5 separate regions of the Homo sapiens genome follow, and regions 1, 3, 4 and 5 are each linked to region 2. The links are chromatin contacts, found by Hi-C or POLR2A ChIA-PET in ENCODE. All regions are on one chromosome and are shown on one strand. The core of a region is the stretch at or near the end of the contact, and the rest is flanking DNA. Distances in the headings are between cores, read along the strand shown.

Region 1 (2,700 bases), core at 182-2,681, 1.2 Mb before region 2:
AAGCAGGAGTGAGTCCTTCTCTCTGGAACTTTTTAATAAACACTAGGTCTCCTGGCTGGAATGAATGGCAGGGCCCCATCTGTTCAGGAATTGGATTGGGATGGGCTCCTCGAACAAGTGGCAGAATAATATCTTGTACCTCTTGGAGAGACTGTAGGCACTGCAATAAATTAGCTTGTGATATTTCTGCCAAATGGGCATCTCTTAGCTTAGGCAAGATAGGTGGCGCCTGCCCATACATAATTTCAAAAGGCGATGACCCAGCCTGATAAGGGGTGCACCTTACTCTTAAGTAGGGCTAAAGGAAGGAGACTCACCCAATTTTCACCGGTTTTTAAAATTAATTTTGTAAAAGTGTTTTTTAGGGTGCAGTTCATGCATTCTACCTGCCCAGAGCTCTGGGGTCAATAGGCACAATGGAACTTCCACTGAATGTTTAACGTCTTACTGACCCACCGAGCTATGGACGAGGTGAAGGCAGGTCCATTATCAGACCCTATGGCAGCAGGCAGCCCGTATCAAGGGATGATTTCATTAAATAAGAACTTAACTACCGTATTGGCAGTTTCGTTTTTGGTAGCAAATGCTTCAGTCCATCCAGAGAAGGTGTCTACTAGTACTAGAAGGTATTTGTACCCAGCCCGGTGTGGTTTTACTTCTGTAAAGTCAATTTCACACTTTTCTTCTGGCAAGTTTTTTCGGAGACAGTGGCCTGGGCTGGGTTTAGGACCTTGCTTGGCATTTACCTGGGCGCAGGTTGTGCACTGGAGAGCTGCTTGATCTGTTAGGCTTTGAAGATGGGGGATTCTTCTTTGTTTTTGATAGCCTTTCCTGCTGAGGTGAGTAGCCTGCGCTCCTGGTAGATGGCTCCATGTACATGCACAGTAGCAAAGGTGTACCTGCTGTCAGTGTAAACGTTAATACGTTTATCCTTACCCCATCGGAGAGCCTGAGTGAGGGCCATCAATTCAGCTTTTTGCGCTGAGGTGTTTGCTTGTAAAGCCTGAGCCCACGGCACATCTGTCTCCATGGTAACAGCTGCACCGGCCTTTCATACTCCCTGCTCGAGAAAGCTGCTACTGTCTGTGAACACAGTGGCGTCCACCTTCTCTAGGGGCATATCTTGAAGATTGGGTGGGCCAGTTTCGGTAGTTTCTAACAGTTCCTGACAGTCATGGATAGTAGCTGGATTCAAACACCATGTGGGAGAGAAAGTCAAACGAGGCTGATCTAACAGTAAACTGATACTGCAGGATGCGAGCATTTGACATCCATTTGCCAGAAGCACTTTGAAGTAAAGTCTCTATGGCATGAGGAGTTGTAAGGGTTAAATTTTGGCCCAGAGTTAACTTATCAGCCTCTTGGACTAGGCTTGCTGTAGCTGCTACTGCTCGCAGGCAACTTGGCCATCCAGAGGCCACGGGATCCAGTCTCTTAGATAAATAGGCCACTGGGCGTCTCCAGGGTCCTAAAGTCTGAGTAAGCACCCCTTTAGCAACTCCCTGGCTTTCATGGACAAACAGGTGAAACGGCTTTGAGATATTAGGGAGGGCTAAAGCAGAGGCTTCAGTTAATGCCTTTTTCAGGTTTCGAAAAGCCTGTTCTTCTGTGTCTGTCCAAATTAACGGGCCATTTCATTCTGTACCTCTTGGATAGCCGCCACTAAGATTTTTGTTTGTCCTTTGAATGCTTTATCAGCAGCCTTTTCAGCTGCCTGTGTTGCTTGTTTTTGTTTTTCAAACTCTTGGTTGTCAAAAACCTTTTGGGCTATTTCTAAAAGCTGACTGATATTCATTCCAGCAAATCCCTCCAGTTTTTGGAGTTTTCTTTTAATATCTGGGGCTGCCTGAGCCACAAATGCCAAATTAAGAGCACGGCTATTTTCGGGGGCCGCCGGGTCAAAAGGGGTGTAAATCCGATAAGCCTCCCGGAGGTGCTCTAAAAACGCTCCTGGTGACTCATCGGGCCCCTGGATGACTTCAGTCGCCTTAGACAAGTTTATGGGTTTCCGAGCGGCTCCCTTAATACCCGTGAGGAGATACCAGTGAAAATCGTCCAAAGTTCTCGTTCCACTTGAGGAATTTGGGTCCCAGTTAGGCCGGGTAGAGGAAAAGACCTTCTCAAGGAGGTCTCTAGCTTCCTCCTCCGGTCTATTGGCTGATGCAAGGAAGTGCTTTCTGGCCTCTCTCCAGATACGCTCCCTCTCCTCAGAGGTAAAGAGAGTTAAAAGGAGCGGTTGGCAGTCATCCCAGGTGGGCCGATGGGTCTGGAGTATGGACTCCAACAGTGAGGTCAAAGCCTGGGGCTTTTCAGAGAAGGCAGGATTTTGGGTTTTCCAATTATACAAGTCAGAAGTAGAAAAAGGGACATAAACCAAGAAGGGGGCTGAGCGCTCATCACCCGGAGGGACTTGTGCCTCTCTCAGTGGTAGTAGAGGGGCTGCTTCCTCCCGCCGCGGCCGCAGTCGAGAGGCAATGGGTGGCGAGCCCACAGGGGACGTCGTCAAGGAGATATGGGACGACCCTAAGGGAGCAAGTTGGTTGTAAGGCGGTGGGACTGGGTGAGGGAGACTCTCCTCTTCTTCAGAGGGAGGCAGTACAGGGGGAGCCGAACCGGCAGAGGGTTGAGGCGAAAACGCGGCCTGGCTCAGGAGGACTTTGGAGGTGGAATTGTGAATGGCGCATGAACGGAGCCATGGAG
Region 2 (2,700 bases), core at 11-2,510:
CCGAGCCAAGTCAATGCAGGGGCCGGGGCTGAGGGAGGGGAAGAGGCAGAGGAGGCGGTGATGGCGCGCTGGGAGGGCGGCGGCCTCTGCAGCGAGGGTGGTGGCGATGCGCATACCGAGAGGATAAGGAAGCGGTTCCCGACGAGCCTCCTCGGGGCTTATGGGGCCCCTGGCGGTTCGGCCTCGGAGGCTAGCGGGGCTGCCCGATTTGGCACTGGAAACAATGGTGGCTCGGGGCTGGAGGCAATGGCGCGAGTGCTGGGGGGCAGGGGCGACTAGGGGAGTTTCGGTTTCTCGGGCCTAGCGCCGCGGAGCCTTGCTGCGGGCCCCAGTGGTAGCACCCCCGGGAACCGCAGGTGTTGATTTAAGGCTCGGAACAGGCGGGCCTTCTGCCCACATCCTGCGGCGCCCGCGACCCGGGCCGGGCGATCCGGCGCCGGGTTTTGTTATCCGCCCGCACCTAGAGGCCGCAAGGCAGCCGCCAGCCCCGGGACTGGACCCCAGGGCGCCCTCGGCCCTGCGAGGTCCCCGCCCTCTCTTCCGTCTCCTCCTCACCGCCCTCCTGAGGCACTCTGATGCGGGCGGGCATCTCTGCCGAAAACACCTACAGCGCCCGCTCCCTCGGTCCTTCGAGCAGTGATCCCTCCGCGGCCAACCTCCCCAGGGAAACCAGCGATTCGCGGTTCAGATAGCGACCTTCGCCCGCAGGTTCCTGCTCTGCCTTCAGACTTCGGCTTCAGTGGCACCTGCTCAGCGAGGCCTCGTCTAACCAAGCCATCCGAATTAACTACCCACTCACTCGCCATCACATCACCCCGATTTAATTCGCAGCGGGGCACTGACTTTACACTCGTGTGTCTTCTGTGTTTATTTATGGTCTGTTTCTGGAATGTCCGCTCCTGGGACTGGGACCATGATTTTCTGGCGCAGTGCGGGTGTCTCGGCGTCCGGGATCGGGCGGGTCGCAGTAGGGCTCCACATTTGTTGAGTGACTGAACACCGTTCCCGGCCGGGGAGAGCGCCGCAGCCGGGTCCACTTCAGGTAGGGGCTGGGCTTTCCCGGCCCCGCCTAGGCCCCGCCCCCAGCGCGAACCCGCTCCCACCTCGCCTGTCCACGGAGCAGCAGGGGGTTTGACTGTGCTTTTCCCTCTTGCTTCCCTCGCTCTTTCTGCAGCTGCCACGAAAACCCGGAACGGCGGAGCGGCGCCGCCCCTCGCGGCACCTCCCTGGCAGCCCTTGGAGGCCGCGCTGGGCATGCTCAGTCAGCTGGGCCGCCTCAGCTCTCGGAGTAGGAAGCTCGGGCGCTCCGGCTGTAAGGAGCCGCGGCGGGGGGAAAATGGAGCCCTTCACCAATGGTGAGTGGGCTGCCGAGGCGCCGGGACCCGGGCTCTCCGGAGCCCTGAGGGTCGTGGGCAGTCGTGACACGCGGGGTCGGGCTGCAGCCGTCTCCCCCAACACCGCGGGCTTCCCACGAGGGCTGAGGGAGGCAGGGAGAGGGGATCTGGGGGAGGCAGGGAGGTTCGGGGGGCGGGCGGCGGCCAGTGCGGGACCCGGGGCTGGCTTGAAGGTCAGCGCCGCCGCCGCTCGCCCGGGGTGCGGCCGGTGGGCAAACAGCAAAGTTTGGGCTGCTGTGCGCAGAGGAGTGGGCAGTGGGAAAGTTGGCAGCTCAGGTTTGCCCCCGGAGGAGGCGGTGTCGGCCCGACTCTCCTGTAGGAGCGTTAAGTTGTGGCAGCTGCCGAGCCCAACTTTTGTGGGGCGCCAGGAGCTGTCCCCCTGCCCTTCAGTGAGCTGCCGGCGTGACTTTTCCTAATAGGGCGGGGTGGGGGTGGGAGGCTTGGCAGGTTAATGTTGTGGAAGGAAGGGAAACTTCAGGAAAGGCTTGCTCACCTCGCTCGGTGCCGCGGAGGTGCCTGGCCACAGTGCCACCCTCCTGACCCTGCCGAGGTACTCGGCAGGGCCACCACGCATCCCCTCACTGGCTGCAGATCACATCAGTTTTTCAGTCAAAGACTTGTTAATGTCAAGGGTCCGTCACGGTGGTGATACCACTGTGTGACAGGAAGCGAGAGTCAACGCAGGGAGCCTGCACCCTGCAAACAGCCACAGCCCTTCACTGAACGGGGAGCATAAATCCCACCCTAGTTAGAACCATGGCTTTTGTGCGGACCAGAAGTGCCAGAGCCACAATATAGGGGTGAGATGTCTTACCGTTTTGCGGTGTTGAGTGTGTGGATTCCCTTTTAAGATAGAAAGTAGGAAAACTGCCAGTAAGGGAGACGACTCACTAAAAGAGGATTCAGTCTCTGGTTGACATGTTTTGCTGAGTGTGGTTGGTTACTTCAGGTACAGTATCACATTAATAGGGGCCACAGTCTATATCCCTGTTTAGTTTGTTAGTTACCACTCAAGAGCAGACAGATATTGTCCACTTTATCCCAAATCCCAGCCAGACTTTGTTGTATGCTGTGCTTCATTCATGGGGCTGTGAACTACTGATTATATTCTCCCTATTCCTAATGTAGAATGCTTTATTCTACTGCCATCTTTCTGTCTGCACTGTTTAATTAGGCTTACTGATAACAACTTTAATTCTGAATTTTCTTTCTCATTCAGGTTCTATTTGTAATTACTAAGACTTAAAGAATAGTCTGGTGAAGTTACTCGAAGAATTAAGGAAGGTTTGAGCTAAAATGAACTAGA
Region 3 (2,700 bases), core at 119-2,618, 1.1 Mb before region 2:
ATGGCTGGTGAGTCACTGTGGCCCTAAAATGAGCGGGAAAATAGAGGGCAGGTCCGGGCCTCGCAGGGCACTAATGGCAGGGAAGCAGGAGGGTCAGCATCAGGAGCCTGGCCTTTGGCCCGCAGAGACCTGAGTCCTCCCCTTACTCCTGAGCTGTGTAACCTTAGGCAGGGAACTTACCCCTCTGGGCCTCAGTTTCCTCATCGGGAAAGCAGGGCTGATCATAGTGCATGGCTTATAGAGCAGTTTTGAGGATTTCATGAACAAAAAAACAAAGGTAAAGCACTTAGCCTTCTGCCTGGCATGAGTAAACCCTCAGGAAACTGTAGTTATTATTTAGTAGCCAGGAAAATACAGAACACTTAATCTGTTGGCTCCCTGGTGTTTCTCGAACTGTCAGCAAACACTTCCACATCACCAGCCAGCAGAGCCATTCATCAAACACCTTTGCCTTTGTCTGTCAGGCCTCCCACTTCAACAAGTGTCCCTGGGTTTAAGTCAGTAACCTCCTAGGCACGGAAAGTTGCCTCACGCATGTGACATGCGAGCACGTCTCTAAAGGGGCAGAGGATCTGGCAAAAACATAGACTCGCAACTTGTCTGTTTCCTGAGACACCCACAATTGGCCTCGTGGAAGTGGTTGACTTCTTCCCATAGCTGCCTGTGTCTTACTTCATCGCCTCCTCCAAGCCCAGGGCCAGCCCTGCCTGGCTGGGGGATCATGACAGTCTTTGTTCCCATATGGGCAAAGTCTTTTGAAAAGAGGGAAAGATCATTAGTTAGCTGTCAGCCTCCAGCGTGGTTAGGTCATGAGTAATTCTTCTAGAGAGCCAGAGCACTGGCAATTCATTTGGTCGAGAACGTTTTATCTACTTGAACGGCGTAGCGAGGAAATAAATGGAACAAGTTATATCAAAATCTCTGTCAACTGAACAATTCCTTACCAATCCAACAAGGAGTATGACGACGATGCCACTTTTCCTACCTTTGAGAGGTCATGCACAGACACCGCACATGAACACACCACATTATACCCCCCCCACCACAAATGGGTGTACCCCCTCTCCCCCCACATACTCACTGGTGCACATATACACGCCACACCACATTCTGTAGTGGGGAAAGGATCATGTGCAGCCTTAAGGGCTGGTTTGCGTAACGGGTGCATATTTCTGCTAGTGTTTTTGTTCTTGCAGTCAGGACTGGCCGTTGTCTGAAAGCAAACCTCAAGGACAGGACTTCTGGACTCCGCAGCCACTTCAGGCTGCTGCTCCATCGCATGAATTCCAGCAGGTGGCGCTGCACCCCGCGCGGACCCGGCTTGCCTCTCGGCCCCAGGGAGGTCGGTTGATGAGCAGTCGGGAAGTGGGTCTGCGCGCACCCCGCTGCAGCTGTGGCAAACGCAAACGATGACACACAGGCTTGACGAGGGCCTTTGTCAGAAGCAATGGGGATCTGGCGTCACCGCACAATGGAAAACAAAGTGCTTCTGCCTGGCTGGCCAGAATGCACGTTTGCTCACTATTGATGCTGGGGCATTTACAGGCAGAATGAGTTCATGTGAAATTTCAGGATCTGCCATGACTCAGATTCACTTTCTGTAAACCAGAGTCAACATTACATTTCCCTTTACTCTGGGCCATTCCTTGAATTTTTAGGTCACCAGTTGTTTTTGTACTAACTGAAGGGATTTGAGTATTTCACAAGCACCTTATTTTTATTAGCATTTTTAGGGCATTACCAATTTGGGACGGATCTGTAGTGTGAGAGATTGTTGTCACTCTTAGCTCCAAACATAGGTTGACTTTATATATTATTTACATGTTCAGAATTATACTGTGTAGAAATTCAAATGAAACTTGCAAAATACTTTTCTGGCAGGAAGCCCTGGAGAGGATCGTTCATGGAAACAAGGATGACGACTGGGGTAAGAAATGCAGGTGACTCGTGAGTGGTCAGGGAGTGGAAGAGAAGACGGCTGGAAGGTTTTAGCATTCAGAAAAAAAATGGAGACAACTAGAGTTGATCTGAAGATTATGGCAGAATTCAATATTGGGGGAAAGAAACAAGATGGGGGTTAGAAATTAGAAACAGCAGAGCTCCACAGGTTGGAAAGGTTGGAAAGGATTTGAGCAAGAGAACAAGGAGCCTGCTAATAGCACCCTGGGTTTACATCAAGAGAAGCACCTGGAGAGAATTAACTCGGGAGGAGGTGGGGGCATGGGAAACCTTTTCATCTCCAAGAGCGGGCAGGAACAGCAGCTGGCCTGAACTTGAAGGTACACCAGGTAGCTTGCGTGGGCCAGGAGAAGGTGATTCTCTTCTATGCCTCTCTCCAACGCCCTGCTTCTGATGCTGCTCCTCTACCTGTATTGAGGGGAAGATACATCCCTAAGAAGTTCCCTGAACCCCATTCTTTGTTGTGGCTAACTGGTCCCCTTGGAATTTTTCTACTAATTTTCAATTCCCCCTCTCACCTGGTGAAATCTTGAATCTTACTGTTCAATAAAAGTTCTTCTACCGAAATTTCTATACCACGTTGAATTTTTTGTGTTTCCTTTGTTTTTAGTTCTTTGGGAGTTTTACTTAGAAAAAAAAGCCTCTGGGGACTAGATAAGGAAGGAAACCTTCATGTGGACCCTCTTGAGCTCTGTTTTCTTTCCTGGCCTCACTGGTGTGGGCTCTCTGGCTGCCCTGCTG
Region 4 (2,700 bases), core at 181-2,680, 1.0 Mb before region 2:
GGGGCAGGCATCAGGGCAAATAGTGTTCACTTTGGGACCAAAGGGTGACTCTTGATGCACGTCATGAGTTTCTTTGCAGCTATGGAGCTGAAGTGGAGCTTAGAGGTTAGGGAACAAAGGGACATGGAGCCCAGGCCAATCAGAGTTCTACATTGCCTTTTCTTGGTAGTTTCAGAGCAGCATCAATGCAGATGGTATGGTCTGAGCTAAGCCCAGGCCAATCAGAGTTCTACATTGCCTTTTCTTGGTAGTTTCAGAGCAGCATCAATGCAGATGGTATGGTCTGAGCTAATCTGAAGCTTTTCAAGAGCAAGATGTTTTCAGGCAAATTTTACATCCTTAAAATTTCAAAAGGGTTTGTAGACTTAGTGCATCTAATTTCTTGAAGATGTATTAATTAGACACAAAGTTAATTGTATCAATATCCAAGTATACTCTTAAGAATGAAATGGGTATATAAGGTAGCACTTATGTTTATGGCTGGTAAGGCTGTGTAACAATTTGGCCAATGGACAGGAAAGCAGGAGACTTATTGGAAAGAGCAGGTAATATATGACAATTAGGGCAGGTTGGTGAGAGGGAAGCTTTAGAACTAAACTATGGCAACTTCAGAGCAGACCAGAACCTGTGGGACTGTTGAAGGCCAGAGCTAGGGTGGGTCTGAGACCTTGTCTAATCTAGAGCCATTCAGGCAGAGTTTCAGAGGAACCTGTGGATATGCGTCAGTCCCCTCTGATATGCAGGAGCCTATTCCATTGTGTATCTACACAGTTCTTTTTTCCAAAATGGTTATAAAGCATTTTCTTAAAAACTAGCCTTCAGGTTCATGAAATACGAGGAGGAGGAAGTGAAAATGTACTGACTGCTACTGGTAGACCTAGGGTCAGCTTTGAGGACTGAGGTAACCACCACAGGAAATAAGTTTTGAGGTCTGATTTTGAAACAATATTGGAAGACCATTCCTTTGTGAGATAGAAACTTCTCCATTTTAATTTTAGTATTTTAAGCTTTTCCTACAGGTCAGTTGGGAATAATTTTTATTTAGGGACTCACAATCTTGAATTTTTAGCTAAATGCCTTAAGAATAAAATATTATTTAAAAAGTATTAAAATGCTGTGATTCCAAACAGTTTCTTGTTCAAGATGAAGAATATAAAAATATACCACCATGTCTCGGCAACTGGAAAAGCAGATTTTAATTTTCATTCCAAAAATGAGAGACTGAAAATCAAAGGCTTAGGACCACAATCCACAACCCTCCTCCCAACCTCCTGTCTGTCTTTGATAAAAAGCTACAAAGAAAAAGTTTCAGGAAACTTTCAGACATTTATAATTAGCATAAACACTGTATACCAAGATGTGTAAGTCAAAACGTCTAATTACTCTGGGATACAAGCTCAGGCATGTGGCAACAGAATACTGCCTGAAAGGTCATTTCAACATCAAGTCACGGACGTCCTATTTACATAAGGATCTAGGGCAGAAGCACAATGTGCACACTGCTGCAACTTTCTCATATGTGAATGCTAACATCTGCTGAAAAGCTGTTGGTACCTTTACTGCAGGTTTCCTGTCCTTGAGTCAAATACTTTCTACTCAATATTGGATTGAGGTATACATTAGATTAAAAATAGAACCAGCAAGGGTTTTCTTCATTTATTTAAGTGTTTTGTTCTTCTGTGGGATTACAAATCATTCAAACTTACAGAATTCTTGTTTGACAGACACCTTTTCTGATAAGGTGATTGTAAATGCTCAGTGAACCAGCAGTACCATGGTTTGACATGACAATTCCTGGTGTTAAAGTGGACTCATATAGCTGAGCGGGCCAAGATCATCTATAATTTCTTTTTTATAGATTAGGGACAATGAGGCTTAGTGATTTGTTCAAGTTAGAGTCATACTTAGATTGACAACCCCTGTACTACAAATCCGAGCCTGCTCCATGGCTGTCTGAAACACTCATTACCTTGTAATACTAACATATTATGTTTATAGTCTTTCTCCCTTCACTAGAATATAAGCTCTGCAAGGACAGAGGCTTTTGTCTGTTGTGTTCCCTGAATATATTGTCAGCACCTCAAGTGGTGCGTGGCACAAAGTAGTCACTCAATGCATATTTGTTAAATGAAAAGGTGGATTAATGCCTGAGCCAGGCCTAGAACTGAAGTGTTTGCTTTCTTTCCACCAGCATTTCTGAAGCATGCTGAAAAGTTTCCTTATGTGAAAGAGGGGTTCTTTCCTCAAATAAATTTAGGAAATGCCAAGTTAAACAAAATAACTTTCTTTGCTGTGGGTCTTTTCATACTGAATAGTTTCCCAATTTGTATGGCCTCAGAACCCACCTCCCCTCCGGCATCCCAGGAAGCCAGTCCATCTCTTAATTTTATCTAAAATCTATTATTTGACTATATATAGACTATATATTAGCTTAGATACAAACTTACTGCAAACATTTAAACATTAGAATTCTCTGTTGTTCTCAAATTATTTCTAGACTCTTGATTCTGTGACTTCCTTAAAATCTAGAAAATATACTTTAAGCTAGAGAAATATATTTGCATGTACTATTCAGGCTCCACAGTTTAGGGACAGAATAGTCTAGAATCAGAACAGAAAATAGAAACCTCAACCTGAAAGCCACATGTGCTATTTTTTAAACTAGACCTGCAGTTATGACTTTAGGCCCAAACATTATGG
Region 5 (2,700 bases), core at 83-2,582, 1.2 Mb before region 2:
TGCATGCTGGAATTTTTAAGGATGGTTTAGGTTCTAGAGACTCAAAGAGAAATCGTAGAAAATGCAAAGGGAAATTAGATTAAAAAAAAAAACAGTGACCACATAAAGAATATCTCCCATTATATCCTCTCTGAGCACGAGAAACTATTAAACTACTTTCAACCGAGCAATAAGGGCCCATAATAAAAAGCTGTTGCCCTAGTTTTTTTACTGCCCTACTCAATACCCCCTCTTTCATACCCTCAAAATAGCTCAGCTGAGAAAAGAAACAGTCCAATTTTACAGAAGGGAAAAATAAACAGATAAAAGGATAAGCAAGAACTCTTTTCAACACAGAGTAAGGTACTGGTTAGAATTTTAATACTGTATGGAGGAGTCTAACCCCAGAGTAATCCCTGGCCCATTTTGGTGTTAGTAAGTGGATCCCAGTGTTCGTTTGTATCGAGGTAGTTTGAAGCACGTTAGGGATATTCATAGCCTTTACTTCAGTGCATTATTATGAAAGAATCTAAAGTATCTTTGCATTTACGTGATTATGTTTTCAGTTGGTCTGCGGAGCTATTATTAAATATGTGGCCATAACGTGTACAGAAAAATCTCCAAGTAAACTGGCATTTAACTTACCAACACGTTAAACCCCCATACATAACTTCCTTTAAAAACGATCACACTAAAAATCCCAGCATTTAAAATCCTGAAGTTTTCGGTAAAATACGCTAAATATAGCTTGAAATAGTAAATAATCCCCCCAAGGCGACATTAGCAAATTAATTGGTGTGTGAACAAAGAACTCTTTCTGCAGCAGCATGAATGTTGCCTTTATTTTTTCTCACAAGTATGATTTTAGAAAACAGCTGTAGCGCATGTTGACAAATGAGAAAGCGGCAGACGTGGTAAAGCACTTTCGGTCAAGGCCAAGAGGGGGGGAAATCGGGTTGCTGGGGCGGCACTCGGGCTGGAATCCCTAGCTTCCCTAACCTCCTTTTTCCAGTCCGGAGTGAGCGGGGGCCCCATCGCCCCACCCCCCTTTCCTGGCTCTGGTTACGGCCTTGCGAGTTGAACAAACTTGCTGCAGGCGGATTGGCGGCTGGGAGCTCTCGGGCTGGGGCGTTGTATTTATTAATTTATATTCCGCGGCGCCCCGCGCGGGCGGCTCCTTTGTGTCCAGCCGCCGCCACCGGAGCTCCCGGGGCCTCCGCGGGGAGCGCGTCCCCCGCATCCGCCCGACCCCCGGGGCTGGCACGTGCTGCGCCCGGTCCGCTGAGGGGGCGGAGGCCCCGATCTCCCCGACCCCCCTTCTCTGCTTAGAGGAGGAGGAGCAGCGGCAGCGGCAGCAGGAGGCGACAGCTGCCAGCCGAGGAGGCGCGGCGGAGAGGGGACTGCGGTCAGCTGCGTCCACTTGGGGCTGTGCGGCGGTCCCGCGCCCGGCGATGTTCCCGGGCACTCCCTGAGTAGCGGCAGCTTATCCCCCGCCCGCTAGCCCGCCCTGGTCCCCGGCTCGCTCGCTGGCTGGCGCGGCCCCGGCCCCGCTCTGCGTCGGCCCCGCCGCGGTGGAGGCGCGCGAGGGGGACGCGGCCGGGGATGAGCGGATTGCGGGTGAACTCGCCGCCCGGGGGCCCCGCGAAGCCGTGAGCCGCTGCTTTTCTCCGAGTCGCCGCCCTGCCCTTGGATTTGAGATCATGTACGTACGCGCCGCCGTCCTGCCATTGTCTCTCTCCAGCGCGTGCCGTGCGCCCCAGGGACAGGGGCTGGTGCCCATCCTCGCCGCGCGCTGTCCCCCGCACTTCCTGTTCCGAGGAGAGACCCGCGCGCTGACCGTGCTTCCCTTCTCCCCTCGCCCCCTCTGTCCGTGCAGGTCCATCCACATCGTGGCGCTGGGGAACGAGGGGGACACATTCCACCAGGACAACCGGCCGTCGGGGCTTATCCGCACTTACCTGGGGAGAAGCCCTCTGGTCTCCGGGGACGAGAGCAGCTTGTTGCTGAACGCGGCCAGCACGGTCGCGCGTCCGGTGTTCACCGAGTATCAGGCCAGTGCGTTTGGGAATGTCAAGCTGGTGGTCCACGACTGTCCCGTCTGGGTAAGGAAGAGCAGCTGCTCCGCGCTGAGGCTGAAGAAGCTTTTCTTTCCTTTTTTTTCCCCCTCCCCCTTCTGCCCACTTCCGTGAGTGTGGAGTGTCCGCGTTACATGGGTCAAATTTTTAAACATTTTTGAGAAAATCTTTGGTCCTTTGTTTCACTGGGCAGGGAACAGCCCTGTCAGAGAACACTCTTAGGAAGATAGAAGGCCCCAGTGGGAATGTGGAGCACTTACTGGTACACTTCACGACTGTGGGTTGACCCTTGGTAGGCAGCAGACAGTTGAATGTGCCAACTCCAAGGGACGGGGTCACTAAGTTTCATCAGCAAAAAGCAGTGTTTTTTTATGTCTACCCTATGGGTGATAGTGTAATATTGGTGTTCTAAAAATACATCCCTCTCAAAGCTCAACACAGGCAAAAATACTTTTCACTGGGACAGTTCAGAAATAGTTCCTCTGGAAAGCGGAGGAAAAGACAGGGACTGGGAGTTAATTTTAAATGACTCATTTATAGCACTATTAATTGATCTCTGAAAACTTAATTTTAATAATGCAAATACTCTTTATGTGTTAGCCATTTGTCTTAGTGACTCATAAATCAGAAATAACATTACTAATGT

The links. Hi-C counts contacts between places; a loop is a spot of excess contacts on that map. ChIA-PET counts read pairs that join two places held with the same protein, here RNA polymerase II (POLR2A). Pooled maps may share reads with other maps.
Region 1: a loop to region 2 is called in a map of K562, with 4 times the contacts of the local background. The contact joins the enhancer-like site here to the promoter of LNPEP in region 2. A Hi-C loop is called at or near these places in 2 of 168 maps with a recorded cell type or tissue (CD4-positive, alpha-beta memory T cell and K562) and 4 of 50 pooled maps.
Region 3: a pooled map shows a loop between it and region 2 (4-fold over the local background). The contact joins the enhancer-like site here to the promoter of LNPEP in region 2. A Hi-C loop is called at or near these places in 7 of 50 pooled maps. POLR2A ChIA-PET finds 5 or more read pairs at or near these places in 2 of 52 experiments (HepG2 and activated T-cell).
Region 4: a pooled map shows a loop between it and region 2 (5-fold over the local background). The contact joins the enhancer-like site here to the promoter of LNPEP in region 2. A Hi-C loop is called at or near these places in 11 of 37 single-sample maps with no recorded cell type and 4 of 50 pooled maps. POLR2A ChIA-PET finds 5 or more read pairs at or near these places in 1 of 52 experiments (A549).
Region 5: a map of B cell shows a loop between it and region 2 (9-fold over the local background). The contact joins the promoter of RHOBTB3 here to the promoter of LNPEP in region 2. A Hi-C loop is called at or near these places in 2 of 168 maps with a recorded cell type or tissue (B cell and CD4-positive, alpha-beta memory T cell) and 6 of 50 pooled maps. POLR2A ChIA-PET finds 5 or more read pairs at or near these places in 1 of 52 experiments (Caco-2).

The regions. Positions count from the first base shown.
Region 1 is chr5:95,709,105-95,711,804 of GRCh38, forward strand. It overlaps a transcript of SPATA9 not described here. Among named protein-coding and RNA genes, the nearest start is that of RHOBTB3, 21 kb to the right of the region's middle. Within about 2 kb of position 1,432, at least 10 of the 41 ENCODE cell types and tissues checked have a DNase peak (open chromatin) inside an H3K27ac peak, as active enhancers do.
Region 2 is chr5:96,934,820-96,937,519 of GRCh38, forward strand. LNPEP (leucyl and cystinyl aminopeptidase) reads left to right here and starts at 1,261. Exons shown (of 18, transcript NM_005575.3): 1 at 1,261-1,355. The coding sequence starts at 1,337. LOC124901030 reads right to left here and starts at 1,256. Exons shown (of 1, transcript XM_047417984.1): 1 at 1-1,256. The coding sequence starts at 1,256. The coding sequence ends at 552. It also overlaps a transcript of ERAP1 not described here. RefSeq lists silencers at 1-64, 505-574, 1,515-1,584, 1,715-1,794 and enhancers at 175-314, 615-924.
Region 3 is chr5:95,857,608-95,860,307 of GRCh38, forward strand. LINC01554 (long intergenic non-protein coding RNA 1554) reads left to right here. Exons shown (of 3, transcript NR_026936.1): 3 at 1,197-2,526. Among named protein-coding and RNA genes, the nearest start is that of LINC01554, 6.7 kb to the left of the region's middle. Within about 2 kb of position 1,369, at least 30 of the 41 ENCODE cell types and tissues checked have a DNase peak (open chromatin) inside an H3K27ac peak, as active enhancers do.
Region 4 is chr5:95,923,466-95,926,165 of GRCh38, forward strand. The region is part of intron 2 of ELL2 (elongation factor for RNA polymerase II 2); the gene reads right to left. Among named protein-coding and RNA genes, the nearest start is that of ELL2, 37 kb to the right of the region's middle. RefSeq lists enhancers at 639-778, 1,260-1,554. Within about 2 kb of position 1,431, at least 6 of the 41 ENCODE cell types and tissues checked have a DNase peak (open chromatin) inside an H3K27ac peak, as active enhancers do.
Region 5 is chr5:95,730,004-95,732,703 of GRCh38, forward strand. It overlaps RHOBTB3 (Rho related BTB domain containing 3), which reads left to right and starts at 1,333. Exons shown (of 12, transcript NM_014899.4): 1 at 1,333-1,681; 2 at 1,856-2,081. The coding sequence starts at 1,680. It also overlaps a transcript of SPATA9 not described here. RefSeq lists an enhancer at 756-965 and silencers at 1,126-1,255, 1,316-1,695.